Regions from separate parts of the Homo sapiens genome. Here region 1 is linked to region 2. Evidence: read pairs that join two places in POLR2A ChIA-PET (ENCODE). Cell type or tissue: GM12878. All regions are shown on one strand. Links, peaks and the distances in the headings refer to the core of each region. The heading gives the core; the rest is flanking DNA.

Region 1 (2,919 bases), core at 96-2,595, 490 kb after region 2:
AATTTTGTTGGTGACTGGCCAGTTGATAAGACTATTGGTCAGAGGACAAAAAGGAACAGAAAAACTGAAAAAACTTCATCCGTACAAAGCGACAAAAAGTATAATTACCCTCAGTCACACAAATTAGTTAACAGTGTATCTGTGAATACAGATTGTGTCCAGCAACGAGGATCTCCACATGAAAGTGTAGAGGATGGCAGAAAGTCACAGTGTGATGATGCTTCAGAGCCACTCAATAGCTATAAATATGATGCTTATAAAAATATTGACAAAAACTCATTCAACATTATGGGTGACTGGCCTTCATCTGATTCTTTAGCTCAGAGGGAACACAGATCAAGAATGCCAAAGACTGGTTTAAGTGAGCCCAACCTAGAAATTGGAACAAATGACAAAATGAATGAAATATCCTTATCTACAGCACATGAGGCCTGTTGGGGCACAAGCTCTCAAAAACTAAAGACATTGGGTAGCTCCAATCTAGGAAGTTCTGAAATGCTGCTCAGTGAAATGACCTGTGAGAGTCAGACTTGTCTAAGTAAAAAGAGTCATGGGCAACACACATCGTTGCCTCTTACTTTTACCAATAGTGCACCAACTGTTTCTGGAGTAGTAGAACCACAAACGTTAGCTGAATGTCAAGAGCAAATGCCTAAGAGAGACCCTGGAAAAGAAGTAGGCATGTGCACCCAGACTGAACCACAGGATTTTGCTCTTTTATGGAAAATAGAAAAGAATAAAATTAGCATTTCAGATTCTATCAAAGTATTAACAGGAAGATTAGATGGATTTAAGCCGAAAGTTTTCAATATTAACACAAAATCAGACGTTCAAGAAGCAATTCCATATAGAGTAATGTATGATAAAAGCACGTTTGTTGAAGAAAGTGAGCTTACCAGTGCAGATGAATCTGAAAATCTTAACATTCTTTGTAAACTGTTTGGATCCTTTTCATTAGAAGCCCTGAAAGACTTATATGAGAGGTGCAATAAAGATATTATTTGGGCCACAAGCCTTTTGTTGGATTCTGAAACTAAGTTATGTGAGGATACAGAGTTTGAGAATTTCCAAAAATCGTGTGATGGATCACAAATTGGGCCTTTTTCTCTGGGGTTGAATTTGAAAGAAATTATTAGCCAAAGAGGAACTTTAGAGAATTCTAATTCTCCTGTGCCAGAGTTTAGCCATGGGATTGGTATTAGTAACGCTGACTCACAGTCTACTTGTGATGCAGAAAGAGGAAACTCAGAGCAGGCGGAAATGAGAGCTGTCACTCCTGAAAACCATGAATCGATGACAAGTATATTTCCCAGTGCTGCTGTGGGTCTAAAGAATAATAATGACATACTTCCTAACAGCCAGGAAGAACTTTTATATAGCAGTAAGCAGTCCTTTCCAGGTATTCTAAAAGCTACTACTCCTAAAGATATGAGTGAAACAGAAAAAAACCTAGTAGTCACAGAGACTGGAGACAACATACATTCTCCTTCACATTTCTCTGATATTTTTAACTTTGTATCTAGTACTTCAAATCTTGAATTAAATGAAGAAATTTATTTTACTGATTCTCTTGAAATAAAGAGAAATGAAAATTTTCCAAAGGATTATGTGAAATTTTCAGATGAAGAAGAATTTATGAATGAAGATGAGAAGGAAATGAAGGAAATTCTAATGGCAGGAAGTAGTTTATCAGCTGGAGTTAGTGGGGAAGATAAAACCGAGATATTGAATCCCACTCCAGCGATGGCCAAATCTCTGACCATAGACTGTCTGGAATTGGCATTACCCCCTGAACTGGCTTTTCAACTTAATGAATTATTTGGTCCTGTTGGTATTGATTCAGGTAAGGAAAAAGTAAATGACCATGTGTGTGTCTTTGTGTGACTAGACTACAGAGGGTTCTATTTTGTATTTTTTTTTTTTCTGAGATGGAGTCTCGCTCTGTTGCCCAGGCTGGAGTGCAGTGCCTCAATCTTGGCTCACTGCAACCTCTGCCTCCCAGGTTCAAGTGATTCTCCTGCCTCAGCCTCCAGAGTAGCTGGGATTATAGGCATGTGCCACCGTACCTGGCTAGAGAGTTCTATTTTGATTGTAAAATTATATTCTATGTTAACTGAAATGCAAAAGTAATTTTATGTTGCCTAACTTCACATAGTGCCTTATTTTTGACACATTTCTGGAGGACTTTAAAAAATACAATAGGAAGAAATAGAGAATATTTATATGGAGTTTGTATTTATCCCATACATAGTTTGAACGTTTTCTCTGGTATTTACTTCACACTTAATTGTACGGATGAACCTTTTAAAATCCTTTGGTGCTACTCCAGATACATTTAAGACAAGATTAATTTTTTAGAACATATTTATTGAAAAGTCTTGACTAATAGAAATGAATAAAGTAAACATATTTAGACTCATGGAAAGGAATAACTTAGATTTACTGTGAAGCTTTGTATAACTGCAGTAGTCAAGAAGTGTGAAGACAGTAACATAGCATATAACATAAATAGAAATACTCTAAGATTTAGTAAATAGAAGCATAAGTTAGGAATTAATAGTACAAGTTAGTTTTGTGATGCATAAGGTGGTTTAGTATGTTTTCTGCAAATATATAATGAGTAATGATTACATTTTCTTCCCTCCCCCTTCCCCCACAAGGGTCTCTAACAGTTGAAGATTGTGTGGTTCATATAGATCTGAATCTGGCGAAAGTGATTCATGAGAAATGGAAAGAATCTGTAATGGTTGGTAGGCTTCTTTTTATAAAGAGCTCCTTTTTTGTCCATTTTGAACCTTTGAATTTCAGTGAAATCTACCACATAATATTAAGGAGTTCTATTGAATTTTGGCTTTGAGATGGAAGAGTTCTATTGAATTTTGACTTTGAGAGAGAATGAACTTGTACCATTTAACAGAT
Region 2 (2,919 bases), core at 133-2,632:
GACTCCTATTCTAGGATCACTTTAGACAACACTTGCCAAAACATCATGGGACAGCAGAAAGAACATCCTTAGACAAAAAACTTAAGGCAGTACTGAGAAATATTAATAGATAAATCACTTAGCCTTGTTGTGACTTCAGTTTATCTATAAAACAAGAGTGATAATTGAAACTATTCATTTTAAACAGTTGCGCAAAGATCAAGTGAGAATTTGTAACAGTACTTAATAAACTGAAAAAGTTTTAAAACTTGGGGTCAGTTGAAGACCAAAGTATCTTTAACCCTTAGCCCAAGTTCTCTGTATAGTGCTCTGGAGTGTGTGTGTTCCACTGGGGCCAAAGTTATCACTCATCTGCATAAAAGGGAAAGAAAAGAAAGAAGTCTTCTGTTCTTAATCTTGGTCTCTCACCTACTAATGTCCTGTCCTTTCCTGGCCGCAGTTTACTCTTGTACAATCCTAAGAATTCTCTCTGTGCCTGGTCAAGGTCCAGGGGTAAAACTGATCATAAAGAGTCAAACAAAGGAAAGCTTTTCAATTAAATCATCTTTGTTTGTATTCAATATCATAACCATAAGTTTCATAATTTGAAAACGTTTTCTAAAATTTCCACCCAAGAGGGCACATGTCATCAGGACCTCCTGTGTCATGGAGAGAAAATTTTTTAATCCTAAAAAAAAGGCTAGGCGTGGGGGCTCACGCCTATAATCCCAGCACTTTGCGGGGCCAAGGCAGGAGGACTACGAGGTCAGGAATTCAAGACCAGCCTGGCCAACATGGTGAAACGCCGCCTCGACTAAAAATACAAAAATTAGCCAGGTGTGGCGGCACATGCCTGTACACCCAGCTACTCTGGAGGCTGAGGCAGGAGAACTGCTTGAACCTGGGAGGCAGACGTTGCAGTGAGCCAACACCAAGCCATTGCACTCCAGCCAGGGCAACAGAGTGAGACTCCATCACAAAAAAAAAAAAAAGAAAAAAAATTCTACCCAAGAATATTTACTAGTCATATTCTAAATTTTAACATTTTAAAATCAGGAAAATGTGACCAGGCGCGGTGGCTCACGCCTGTAATCCCAGCACTTTGGGAGGCTGAGACGGGCAGATCACGAGGTCAGGAAATCAAGACCAGCCGGGCCAACATGGTGAAACCCCGTCTCTACTAAAAATATTTTTAAAAAAATTAGCCGGGCATAGTGGCACACGCGTAGTCCCAAGTCAGCAACTTGGGAGGCTGAGGCAGGAGAATCGCTTGAACCTGGTAGGAGGAGGTTGCAGTGAGACGAGATCACACTACTGCACTCCAGCCTGGGTGACAAGGCGAGACTCCGTCTCAAACAAACAAACAAACAAAAACTCAGGAAAATGTTTTTCTTTTTTTTTTTTTTTCTTTTTTCTTTTTTTGAGCCGGAGTCTCCCTCTGTCACCCAGGCTGGAGTGCAGCAGCACATTCTCAGCTCACTGCAACCTCCACCTCCTGGGTCCAAGTGATTCTCCTGCCTCACCCTCCCAAGTATCTGGGATTACAGGTGCGTGCCATCACACCCAGCTAGTTTTTATATGGTTAGTAGAGACGGAGTTTTGCCATGTTGGACAGGCTGGTCTCGAACTCCTTACTTCAGATGATCCACCTGCCTCAGCCTCTCAAAGTGCTGGGATTACAGGCGTGAGCCACTGTGCCCGACCAGGAAAATGTTTTCCATAAATCAGAAACAGAAAAATTTAACAGAAAATATAAAAATTCCAGGCCAGGCCTGTAATCCCAGCACTTTGGGAGGCCAAGCTGGGTGGATCACCTGAGGTCAGGAGTTCGAGACCAGCCCGGCTAACATGGTGGAAACCCATATCTACTAAAAATACAAAAATCAGCTGGGCGTGGTAGTGCACATCTGTAATCCCAGCTACTTGGGAGGCTGAGGCAGGAGAATCGCTTGAACCCAGGAAGCAGAGGTTGCAGCAAGCCGAGATCGTGCCACTGCACTCCAGCCTGGGTGACAAAGCAAGACTCTGTCTCAAAAAAAAAAAAAAAAAAGATACATATATATATATATTCCATACTATGTTGATCCCACATAATAGTGCATACAAGTAACTTATAAATGATTTTTTTTTTTTTTGGAGACAGGGTCTCTATTGCCCAGGCTGTAGTGCAGTGGTGTAATCATGGCTCACTGCATCCTTGACCTCCTGAGCTCAAGCCATCTTCCCACCTCAACCCCCCAAGCAGCTAGGACTACAGGTGTGTGCCACCACAATGGCTTCGCTTATAAATGTTAAGCAAGCAGTAGGTTTTTGTTTTGAGATAGGGTCTCTGTTGCCCAGGCTGGAGTGCAGTGGCGTGATCACAGCTCCCTGCAGCCTCAGCCTCCCCAGCTCAAGCAATCCTCCCACCTCAGGCTCCGGAGCAGCTGAGCCCACAGGTGCATGCCATCACACTCAGCCAATTTTTTTACTTTTTTGTAGAGAGAGGGGGTCTCGATGTGTTGCCCAGGTAGGTCTTGAACTCCTGGGCTCAGGTGATCTCCCCACCTCAGCCTTCCAAATTGCTGGGATTACAGGCATGAGCCACCATACCTGGCCAGAAAGCAGTTTTTAACAGCTGTATTACAAAATACTGGTGTGTTCTAAACTTGAGAGGTATATTACAAGCAATGGTACCAGTTTGTTAAAGATGAATGTTATCTAAATAAATTACAACAGAATCAAGACTTTTCCTTAATATTTCATTCACATGCTTGTCTATATGATTTCTCTGAGCAGAAAGAAGCAGAGTGCTGAGCGCAGTGGCTCACACCTGTAAAACCAATTCTGACAGGCTGAGGCAGAAGAATTGCTTGAGCCTAGGAGTTTGAGACCAGCCTGCCAAGGTGGTGAAACCGTCTCTACAAAAAACTTTAATAATTAGCCAGGCATGCTAGCATG

The links. ChIA-PET counts read pairs that join two places held together with the same protein. Peaks named below come from ENCODE experiments on the same cell type or tissue, not always from the same donor. Only the 100,000 strongest peaks of a DNase experiment are listed, where the experiment ranks them.
Region 1: POLR2A ChIA-PET joins it to region 2 with 7 read pairs; 1 of 35 experiments calls an interaction of 5 or more read pairs at or near these places.

What each region holds. Positions count from the first base shown.
Region 1 is chr4:40,120,467-40,123,385 of GRCh38, forward strand. N4BP2 (NEDD4 binding protein 2) reads left to right here. Exons shown (of 18, transcript NM_018177.6): 9 at 1-1,843; 10 at 2,661-2,746. Among named protein-coding and RNA genes, the nearest start is that of N4BP2, 65 kb to the left of the region's middle. In GM12878, for the core only: no CTCF peak of the experiment used is centred there; a DNase peak (open chromatin) is centred at 1,205.
Region 2 is chr4:39,627,350-39,630,268 of GRCh38, forward strand. The region is part of intron 1 of SMIM14 (small integral membrane protein 14); the gene reads right to left. Among named protein-coding and RNA genes, the nearest start is that of SMIM14, 10 kb to the right of the region's middle. In GM12878, for the core only: no CTCF peak of the experiment used is centred there; no DNase peak of the experiment used is centred there; H3K4me3 peaks cover 321 bases; H3K27ac peaks cover 468 bases.